2 separate regions of the Homo sapiens genome follow, and region 1 is linked to region 2. A link is a contact called in ENCODE Hi-C data. All regions are on one chromosome and are shown on one strand. The core of a region is the stretch at or near the end of the contact, and the rest is flanking DNA. Distances in the headings are between cores, read along the strand shown.

The links. A loop is a pair of places that touch in the nucleus more often than their neighbours do. Pooled maps may share reads with other maps.
Region 1: a map of OCI-LY7 shows a loop between it and region 2 (2.6-fold over the local background). The contact joins two enhancer-like sites. A Hi-C loop is called at or near these places in 4 of 168 maps with a recorded cell type or tissue (OCI-LY7, PC-9, left ventricle myocardium superior and 1 more) and 2 of 50 pooled maps.

The regions. Positions count from the first base shown.
Region 1 is chr4:19,728,433-19,733,648 of GRCh38, reverse strand. The region is part of intron 2 of LOC105374511 (a long non-coding RNA gene); the gene reads right to left. Among named protein-coding and RNA genes, the nearest start is that of LINC02438, 270 kb to the right of the region's middle. Within about 2 kb of position 3,565, at least 3 of the 41 ENCODE cell types and tissues checked have a DNase peak (open chromatin) inside an H3K27ac peak, as active enhancers do; they include OCI-LY7, where a contact is called at or near this core.
Region 2 is chr4:19,672,697-19,678,103 of GRCh38, reverse strand. The region is part of intron 2 of LOC105374511 (a long non-coding RNA gene); the gene reads right to left. Among named protein-coding and RNA genes, the nearest start is that of LINC02438, 220 kb to the right of the region's middle. Within about 2 kb of position 2,508, at least 2 of the 41 ENCODE cell types and tissues checked have a DNase peak (open chromatin) inside an H3K27ac peak, as active enhancers do; they include OCI-LY7, where a contact is called at or near this core.

The DNA of each region.
Region 1 (5,216 bases), core at 2,316-4,815, 54 kb before region 2:
ATTTCTAGTTCTAGATCCCTGAGGAATCGCCACACTGACTTCCACAATGGTTGAACTAGTTTACAGTCCCACCAACAGTGTAGAAGTGTTCCTATTTCTCCACATCCTCTCCAGCACCTGTTGTTTCCTGACTTTTTAATGATCGCCATTGTAACTGGTGTGAGATGGTATCTCATTGTGGTTTTGATTTGCATTTCTCTGATGGCCAGTGATGATAAACATTTTTTCATGTGTCTTTTGGCTGCATAAACGTCTCTTTTGAGAAGTGTCTGTTCATATCCTTTCCCCACTTTTTGATGGGGTTGTTTTTTTCTTCTAAATTTGTTGGAGATCATTTTCTGGATATTAGCTCTTTGTCAGATGAGTAGATTGCAAAAATCTTCTCCCATTCTGTAGGTTGCCTGTTCACTCTGATGGTAGTTTCTTTTGCTGTGCAGAAGCTCTTTAGTTTAATTAGATCCCATTTGTCAATCAATTTTGGCTTTTGTTGCCATTGCTTCTGTTGTTTTAGACATGAAGTCCTTGCCCATGCCTATGTCCTGAATGGTATTGCCTAGGTTTTCTTCTAGGGTTTTTATGGTTTTAGGTCTAACATTTAAGTCTTTAATCCATCTTGAATTAATTTTTGTATAAGGTGTAAGGAAGGGATCCAGTTTCAGGTTTCTACATATGGCTAGCCAGTTTTCCCAGCACCATCTATTAAATAGGGAATTGTTTCCCCATTTCTTGTTTTTGTCAGGTTTGTCAAAGATCAGATGGTTGTAGATGTGTGGTATTATTTCTGACAGCTGTGTTCTGTTCCATTGGTCTATATCTCTGTTAAATAATAAGAGCTATATATGACAAACCCACAGCCAATATCATACTGAATGGGCAAAAACTGGAAGCATTCCCTTTGAAAACTGGCACAAGACAGGGATGCCCTCTCTCACCACTCCTATTCAACACAGTGTTGGAAGTTCTGGCCAGGGCAATCAGGCAGGAGAAGGAAATAAAGGGTATTCAATTAGGAAAAGAGGAAGTCAAATTGTCCCTGTTTGCAGATGACATGATTGTATATCTAAGAAACCCCATCATCTCAGCCCAAAATCTCCTTAAGCTGATAGGCAATTTCAGCAAAGTCTCAGGATACAAAATCAATGTACAAAAATCACAAGCATTCTTATACACCAATAGCAGACAAACAGAGAGCCAAATCATGACTGAACTCCCATTCACAATTGCTTCAAAGAGAATAAAATACCTAGGAATCCAACTTACAAGGGACGTGAAGGACCTCTTCAAGGAGAACTACAGACCACTGCTCAATGAAATAAAAGAGGATACAAACAAATGGAAGAACATTCCATGCTCATGGGTAGGAAGAATCAATATCGTGAAAATGGCCATACTGCCTAAGGTAATTTATAGATTCAATGCCATACCCATCAAGCTACCAATGACTTTCTTTACAGAATTGGAAAAAACTACTTTAAAGTTCATATGGAACCAAAAAAGAGCCCACAATGCCAAGTCAATTCTAAGCCAAAAGAACAAAGCTGGAGGTATCATGCTACCTGACTTCAAACTATACTACAAGGCTACAGTAACCAAAACAGCATGGTACTGGATCAATGCATTTTTAACTGAGAGTTATCCATTTACTTTTCTGTACAATCATATGGTTGCTTTAAGGTTTAAATAAGTTAATTCATTCAAAGCACTTACACTGAGACTTGGCCTCACCTGTTGGAAGTTTAGCTATTAGCATTTTTGCTCCTGTTATTTCTATATTGTTATTTACAATAAACCAAATAATAAAAAATGCTTCCTAATTAATGCAAATTTTGAGTTCTCTTAATGAATCTCTTCTTATTCAAATACCCTAGCTAACTAGTATGAATCTGAATGTCTGGTTGGAATTTGTTGCACTTAAACACACAACATTTTTTTATCTGTAGGTTTTTGCAAATTTTATGCTGCATAAACGAATCTGTCTATTTATTCCTGAGTTATATTCTCCTGAAAAGATTTATTTCCTTCTTCTTTGTCCATCCATAAATGTCTCCTTTCTTTGCCATAGCCCCTCTCATTACTCATTACATCCACCAGGCTATATTAAAAAGACCCTATACTGGTAACATTCTATGAGAAGAATCTTCCTGCTTTTGTAAACATAGCTCCCCTCCACATATGTATTCACACATACAATATCAAAATTATTTTATACACAGTTTTATATCCCCCTGAAGGGAAATTATTGTTAACATTATAAGTATTCTGTTTATTTTACCTAGTTTCTGAAGATATAATTTATATTAGCTATGTAACATTTCATCATATCAATCCTAAAAATGATTTGAACAATTTCTATTGGGATATTTAAGATGACTATAGTTTTTCTTTGTTATTAGTAATGTTGTGACAAATAACTTTGTGTATAATTCATTTTGGACAAACTAAGCAAAGGGATATGAGTTATTTTAAGGCTCCTAATCTATAATGCCAATGTAACCATTATTAAAATATGTACTTAATAAATATTTGTTATTTCCATTGTTACCTCATTTCTACCCTTGCATACACTTCTGGGTTTATTGTCAAACAAAATTGGGGGACCTAATTACAAACCAGCAAATTTGCCTCATACAGGATTAAAATAAGGACCTTAAAAGGATCATTTTAAGGCAATTTAGGCAAATTATCTTGACTTCTGATTCAATTTGTTGTAGGTTATCTGAAGCTAGGGAATAAGAAAATAGACTAAGTTCAATCTACAGAAGTATTACTCATAGTATCATAAGATATATTGAAACAAATTATTTCTTGTTCTTTAGTAATTCTAATACATGGAAGGTGTCCTTTAACTTTAAATAATTTAGTCCTCTATTGCAGGTGCTCAATTTAGGTTCTATTCCCTTGTCTGACATGTGTTTTGAGGTAGCTTTTGTCTTGTTTCTGGCTGGATTCTGAGAAATGCTGGCATAGCCATATACATTTAGGAGGACCCTCAAATGAATTGTAACTACCCATTATAGGACCATAACAAAACAGTACAAACACACCAGTTGTCTGGGCAGCCATGAAACTTACTTGATCTAACTCCAGATGTTTCCTGTATCCCATGAAACAACCTCTCAGAGAAGAGCGTATTTCCAAAAATCGTTCTGTGTTTAAAATTTAGGTGCTAAACATAGACATTCAGTGAAAATGTAAAAATCAAAGTTCAATTACTCATCCCAGTTGCCCCCTGCAGATGTATCTCTTTGCCAGATGTCAAACAGATTACTGATTACTATGGTGGCTTTTCAAAGCCTCTCTTCCTCTTCTGCTTTTCTTAGACTCTGATACACTTCCTTTCTCTTTATTTCTGGCAGCTGCATTTATGACATCTTGAACCCGGCTTTGAGAGGTTAAAAGATGGGTCTCGTTTACTTTTCTTTCTGTCTTTCTTCATACCAAATTGCTTGCGGCTGACATGAGGGAGGAAAAATAAAAGGCCAGCGACCAGGTTGTCTTCTTGCCTTTGCCTAAGTCCCATCAACATCCCCAAGCCTGGGAAAACATGACCCTGGCTTGAGACACAATGATTTTTGCTTCCGCTGTCTGGAAGCCACAAAACCCACACCCACTTCCTCTCCAGGCAAAATCATCTCATTTTCAAACCTCATATCACTATGGGAAATAGCAAATCAGATTTTTGGAAAGGCCAAACTTTTAAGATTGAGTTTCAGTTGATGACTAATGACAGCCCTTTTTTCCCGTTGCTTTTCTCTCACAGGAACTAGGATAAGCACTTTTTATCCTTATCTAACACCATAGACTACAGACTACATCCACTTATCTCCTCTTTCATCCTAGATCTGCTTTATACACTATTTATACTTTGCATTGAAACACTATGCCTGAAACCAATAGATTATCAATATACTTTTTCTCAGGATAGTGCGCTGCAATGCATGATTGCCTTCAAAATGTAGAAAAATAACATATATCCAAAGTAGTAAAGGTGATGCCATTCCACTTGTAATTTTAGGTTGCATGAAGCGGCAACCTACTATACTTTTTTATCCTATTTTATTTTTATTTTTATTTTATTTCATTTTTTTGAGATGGAGTCTCAGTCTGTCACCAGTCTGGCATGCAGTGGCACAATCTCGGCTCACTGCAACCTCTGCCCCCCGGGTCCAAGCCATTCTCCTGCCTCAGCCTCCCAAGTAGCTGGGACTACAGCTGGTACCACCATGCCCACCTAATCTTTGTAATTTTAGTAGAGACAGGTTTTCACCATGTTGGCCAGGATGGTCTCCATCTCTTGACCTCGTGATCTGCCTGCCTCGGTCTCCCAAAGTGCTGGGATTACAGGCGTGAGCCACCATGCCCGGCCTATACTTGTATTTTTATTATTTAAATTTATTTACCCTTTTGCTTTTACTTGCTTTTTATTTAACCTGCATTATGGTGGCAACAGAGAAAAAGGTGGAGCCCAAACATTTACAGAAGTTTCTTCAAAAGTAGAATCTGAAGGTATTAGCCATCATGTTTATGGAATTTAGAACTTTCTGCTCAAGTTCTCTCATGATTTCTTTCTTCAGTAGATTAACATTCAACTGATTTTTAGCAAAGTGAAGATCAGGGCTGGCTTTAAACAAACATAGATAGATGTGAGCTGTGAGATTGGTCAGAGTACTTAGGGAATCAAATTTCCTGAAATATTTTTCACTCCGACTTCTGGGTAGCTCACCACATATATTAGACAAGAAGAATGATACCATAAATACTTCTGACTCTTGCTGTTTAAAGAACTGAGATTTTCCTTGGGCATTTTTCTACCTTTAGTAACATAGGGCTGGGTAGTGAAGCCATCATTGATTATAATGATCAATGCAGATATTCTAATCGAGTGTTCCTAGCTTCCCAATAACTATTGCCAGATTTGATGCTTGTATTGATAAAATTAAATGGGAGATGTTTATTTCTTTAATTTGTTTTTTATCTTGACTTTATAATATGAGATTTCCTGGATGAATGGAGTGAATTCAGGGACATATATTTAGCTTCTAAATTTCATTTTTCACCAGTCATCTAACCCAACTATGTTCTCCTTCTACCCATTACTTGAAAGTCTATTCAGACACTGAATTTTCTCCTGCTCTGTTTTGTTACAAACACTTCTTTCTGTAATTACTACCCTTCTCTGTTTATGTTCACATGATATTTTCCCATATGGAGAGGGT
Region 2 (5,407 bases), core at 1,259-3,758:
GAACTCTGAGGATGTGACCGAGCAATCTGTGTTTTAAGAAGTCCTGCTCCTAGTTATATGCAAGTCACAGAGGACTAGTATTGTAGCCAGCCACACCATCATGCCTTTCTGAGGTTAGTATAATTTAGGCCAGCAGTTTTTCAAAGGTAACTTCAGGTGCAGAGTTTGGGTCTGAGATGATAAGAAGATTTAAGGAAAGTCTGATTTATGCAAATGGTAACTGTACATGGCTTCGTCTTTCATTGGTTAACAATTTCATTCACCAGACATTTTCTGAACACATATTATGTACCAAACATTATACTTAATTTTTTTCTTAGCTCTCTATTTATTATGTGGCTCTGCTCTTTACAAATGACATGACACATTTTAAAAATATTTTAAAAAGGAATATTCTGATGTTGCTCTTCAGACCTAGAAGATAACTTTGTTTTCAAAGATCTATTTTCTTTTTCCTCTCCCTTATTTTATTTCATTGTCTTTTTCCTTCAATAAAGTGCCAGAGAAGACAATGGAGGCTAATATGTTGATTCATTTTCCTTGTGAATAAGAAGGTCTTATTGAAAACTCTCCATGAAAAGCATGTCTTTGTTTAACTGCAATCCCACAATAACCTGGAAACCTTGAAGAGGCAATTCTAGCTTGAAAGCTGAAACATCTTACTGCTTGCCAAAAGCAAGAAGGACCTGCACTTTGGGATTTGGGGAAATTTTATGTATTTGGAGGAACATTCCCTTGATTATATCTTCTTCAGAGACCAGAAACAAGGCATTTAGAAACAGCTGTGCAATAGGAAGCTATTGGAGTAGATCCTTCATGTTCCTTTAATTGGTCCAACACAAATTTTTCTGAGAGGAAGACTTCAGAGCAGTGGTTAGAACATCTGAGCTGAGCTGCAAGTGTTTCTTTAGTTTATGTCACAGTCGTTTCCCCATATTCTCTGATAGACAGTTGATTTGGGGGAAATAAATTGAAGAACTTTTGTGCAGCATCTTCTTTCTCTGTATCCCTATATTATTTTCTGCTTCCTCTCTCTGAAAATCTCAGTGCTTTTAAGAAAAAAAAAAATAACCCAATGAAGTTGATACAGTCTATGGTGAACGTCATCTACTATGTTTCCCTCCCAGGCTGCCAGCCTCATTTATTGAAATACTTTAACATTGTTGTTATTTATTAAATTAATGTAATGAGTTTTATAAGAAAAAATTTTAATAGGGAAATTTTCATTTTATAAGGAAATTACCTGGGGAATATAATATTTAACACAGAAAAGCATAAAAATAGTCAACATGTGATATCACCATTGATGGATGCAGGAGGTATTTTGATTTTAGAGTGAGGGGATGGTAGTTTTCTGGCTGTCCCCAAAGTCACATTAAAGAGAATGACAATATAAAGAAAAATACAGATCTGATAGTTCATATGTTATTACTAAATAAAAAATCATTTTATTTCTCTAGATATCAATTTCATCTGAAAATAATATTAACTTTAACAAATCCTTATTATGCACTGTTCTAAGCATTTATCAATTATGAAGTAATTAAGTTTATGTTACAACCCTATAACAATTAATGTGTCAACTTGACTGAGCCACAGGGTGCCCAGACATTTGACCAAACATTATTCTGGGTGTGTCTGTGAGGGTGTTTCTGGATGAGATTAACATTTGAATCAGTAGACTGAATAAAGCAGATTGCAGTCCTTCATGAGAGTGGACCTAATCCAGGACTTCAAGACCTGGATACTAAAGGCTGAATGAGGTGGAATTTTTTTCTGCTTAACTGCCTTGAGCTGGGACATTTGTATTTTTCAGCCTTCTGACTAGGATTGAAACATCCACTCTTCTTGACTTTCAAGCCTGCTGACTTTTGGACTGGAACTCACACCATTGTCTTTTCTGGTTCTCAGGCCTTCAAACTCAAACTGGTACTACACATTGGATCTCCTGGGTTTTTAGCTTGGTGATTGCCGATCTCAGGCAATTCTAATAATGTAAGGCAATTCCTTATAATAAATCTTGTGCATATACGTATACACAAACACACACAACACATTCTGTTGGTTCTGTTTCTCTGGAGAACTCTAATACTAACCCTATGTTGTAGTTACTATTGATATCTTCATTTTAAAGATAGAGAAACACACACTAAGAAGTTAAATAATTTTTCTTTGGTGGTTTAAATGTATGTTCAAAGATTCTTTGACATTCTTCTGAAGAGGTCAAGCTTAATTCCTCTCCTTGATTTTGGGCTGGACATAATAATTAAATTCTAATGAATGATATAGGGCAGAGGCGATAGTCATACTTCTTAAGACTAAGTTGTAAAAACATAATGGCTTTTATCTTGAGCACCCTCTCTCCATTTCTCTCTGCCTTTCTCTCTCTTTCTCAGGTCCCTTGCAGCAGAAAAAGCCAGCTACTATGTCTGTAAGCAGCTCTACAAAAACAACTACGCAGTGAGGAACTGAAACCTCCTGCCAACAGCCACAGCAGTTAGCTTGGATTCTCAGGCCTGATCCTGAGCCAAAACCAGCTAGCTAAGCCTCTCCTAGATTCCTCACTTTCAGATGTGATGTGTGATAAATGTTTGTTGTTTTAAGCTGCCAACTTCAGGATAATTTGTTACATAGCAATAGATAACAAATGCATTTGCCAAAGGTTACACAGGAACCAGGACCCAAGCCCAAGCCCAAGCAGTGTTCTGCAAAGTCAATGATTTTACCCAGTACCTCCTGTTGTCTCTCTTGATGACACAGTGTCACAGACCACAAACCTACCATTACTATCCCCATCCCAAAGTAACCCTGATATCACAGGAAGCCATGACCTTCATAGTTCCACAACTAGGTTTTACGGATCTTTAGGAATAAAATAAATAAATAAATAAAAGAAATGGCATTTCTTGTCTTCGGCCTCCAAAAGTGCTGGGATTACAGGCTTGAGCCACCACGCCCGGCCCCCAATAGGTAGTTTTTTGATCCTCTCTCTCCTCCCTCCATCGACCTTCAAGTAGGTTCCAGTGTCTGTTTTTTCCCTTTCCTGTGTCCATGTATTCTCAATGTTTAGCTACTACTTACAGGTGACAACATATGGTGTTTTGTCTTCTGTTCCTATGTCAGTTCACTTAGGATGATGGCTTCCAGCTTTATCCAAGTTGCTGCAAAACAACATGATCTCATTCTTTCTTATGGTTATATAGTATCCCATAGTATATATGTACCACATTTTCTTTATCTAGTCTAGTATTGATGGGCATTCAGGTTGATTTCATGTATTTGCTATTGTGAATAGTGCTGCAATGAACATATGTGTGTATGTGTCTTTATGGTAGCGTGATTTTATATTCCTTTGGGTATATACCCATTAATAGGGTTGCTGGGTCAAATGGTAAATCTGTCTTAATTTATTTGAAAAATGACCAAATTGCAGCTGGGCGTGGTGGCTCAAGCCTGTAATGCAGCCGGCACTTTGGGAGGCTGAGGTGGGCAGATCATGAGGTCAGGAAATAGAGACCATCCTGGCCAACATGTTGAAACCCCATCTCCACTAAAAATACAAAAATTAGCTGGGTGTGGTGGCATGTGCTGGTAATCCTGGCAACTCCGGAGGCTGAGGCAGGAGAATCGCTTGAACCTGGGAGGCAAAGGGTGCAGTGAGTCAAGATCACGCCACTGCACTCCAGCCTGATGACAGAGTGAGACTCCATCTCAAAATAAAATAAAATAAAATAAATAAAATAAAATAACCGAACTGCTTTTCACAATGGCTGACCTAATTCACATTTTCACCAGTAGCGTATAAATGTTCCCTATGACAATTTGATCTCCGAGGAAGCTGACAAAAACAAACAATTGGGAAAGGACTCCTTATTCAACAAATGATGCTGGAATAACTGGCTAGCCATATGCAGAAGATTGAAACTGGACCTTTCCTTAGAGTGATACAAAAATCAATTCAGGATGAAGTAAAGACTTAAATGAAAAACCTAAAACTATAAAAACTCTGCATGATAACCTAGAAAATACCATTCATTTTTTCTTCTTTGTTGATGGACCTCAGAGATGTTCTCATCAAACCTCACTTAACACAAGAGAGATTCAGGCTCTGTTCTGCCTCAGCCCAAGAGACTGACTGAGAGTTGAATGCTTGTCATTTTACTTTTCTTATTAAAAATAATATTTTGGGAGACACAATCTGACTAATTGAAGTCTCTGCTTAATTGAGATCTAATTTAATAACTTTCTGATATTTTCAAAGAGTAATGACGTGTGACATAACAGTGCCCACTTCCCCAGAGGCACTGCTTATGACAGTATAATAAGGTTCATGATGAATTGCTATTCCCCAAATGTGCCTTGCTTCTCACCTCCAGGCTTTTCATAGGCAGCTTCCACTGCCTGGAAAACCACTTCTCCCCTGGCATTCTCTCCCACTCTATCTTAAATTTAGCCACCTCCATTTTCTTCTTCAAGACTCAGCTACATGGTCAATATCTTCTAAGGAAGCTTCTTGCTGTCATTTTACCAACAGTTATCCCTTGGGCTTCAACAGCAATTTACATAGCATAATGTAGAATAAAGAATGTGTTTTGGAAACAAGTAAACCTTGATTTTAGTCAAGCTTGTTATATATATTAGCTTTGTGTTCTTGGGTAATTTTTCCAACCCCTCTCTCTATACCTTGATCTTCTAACTATCAAATGAAGATAATATAATTGTGAAGATTAAATGATTATATCATTGAGAATGATTCCTGCATAGGTCTTAAGTATATATTAGCTATTATTTATAATGTTTTAAGTACATGTAACAGTCAATTCAAAACTTTCAAAACACTCTCTGTTTTAGAATAAATATTTTTTGAATGAACATATGTATTCATGTTATTTTTGTCCTCACAGCAGTGATGGCTGACTGTGAAAGAATGAGAGAAATTCTTACTTATTTCTCCCTATTTGCTCTCCATTTAAAATATAACCCCAAATGAATTAGCTACACTTGTTTTTTATCCAAATCATCTTGCTAACTTTTTTTGAAATTGTAACTATTTTTTATTGTAAATACTTTTTATATTTATATATTTATTTTTTATTATATTTTAAGTTCTGGGATACATGTCCAGAACTTGCAGGTTTGTTACATAGGTATACATGTGCCATAGTGGTTTGTTGCACCCATCAACCTGTCATCTACATTAGGTATTTCTCCTAATGCTATCCTTCCCCCTTCCCCCTTCCCCCAACCCTTGACAGGCCCTAGTGTGTGATATTCCCATCCCTGTGTCCACGTGTTCTCATTGTTCAGTTCCCATTTATGAGTGAGAACATGTGGTATTTGGTTTTCTGTTCTCGTGTTAGTTTGCTGAGAATGATGGTTTCCAGCTTCATCCATGTTCTTGCAAAGG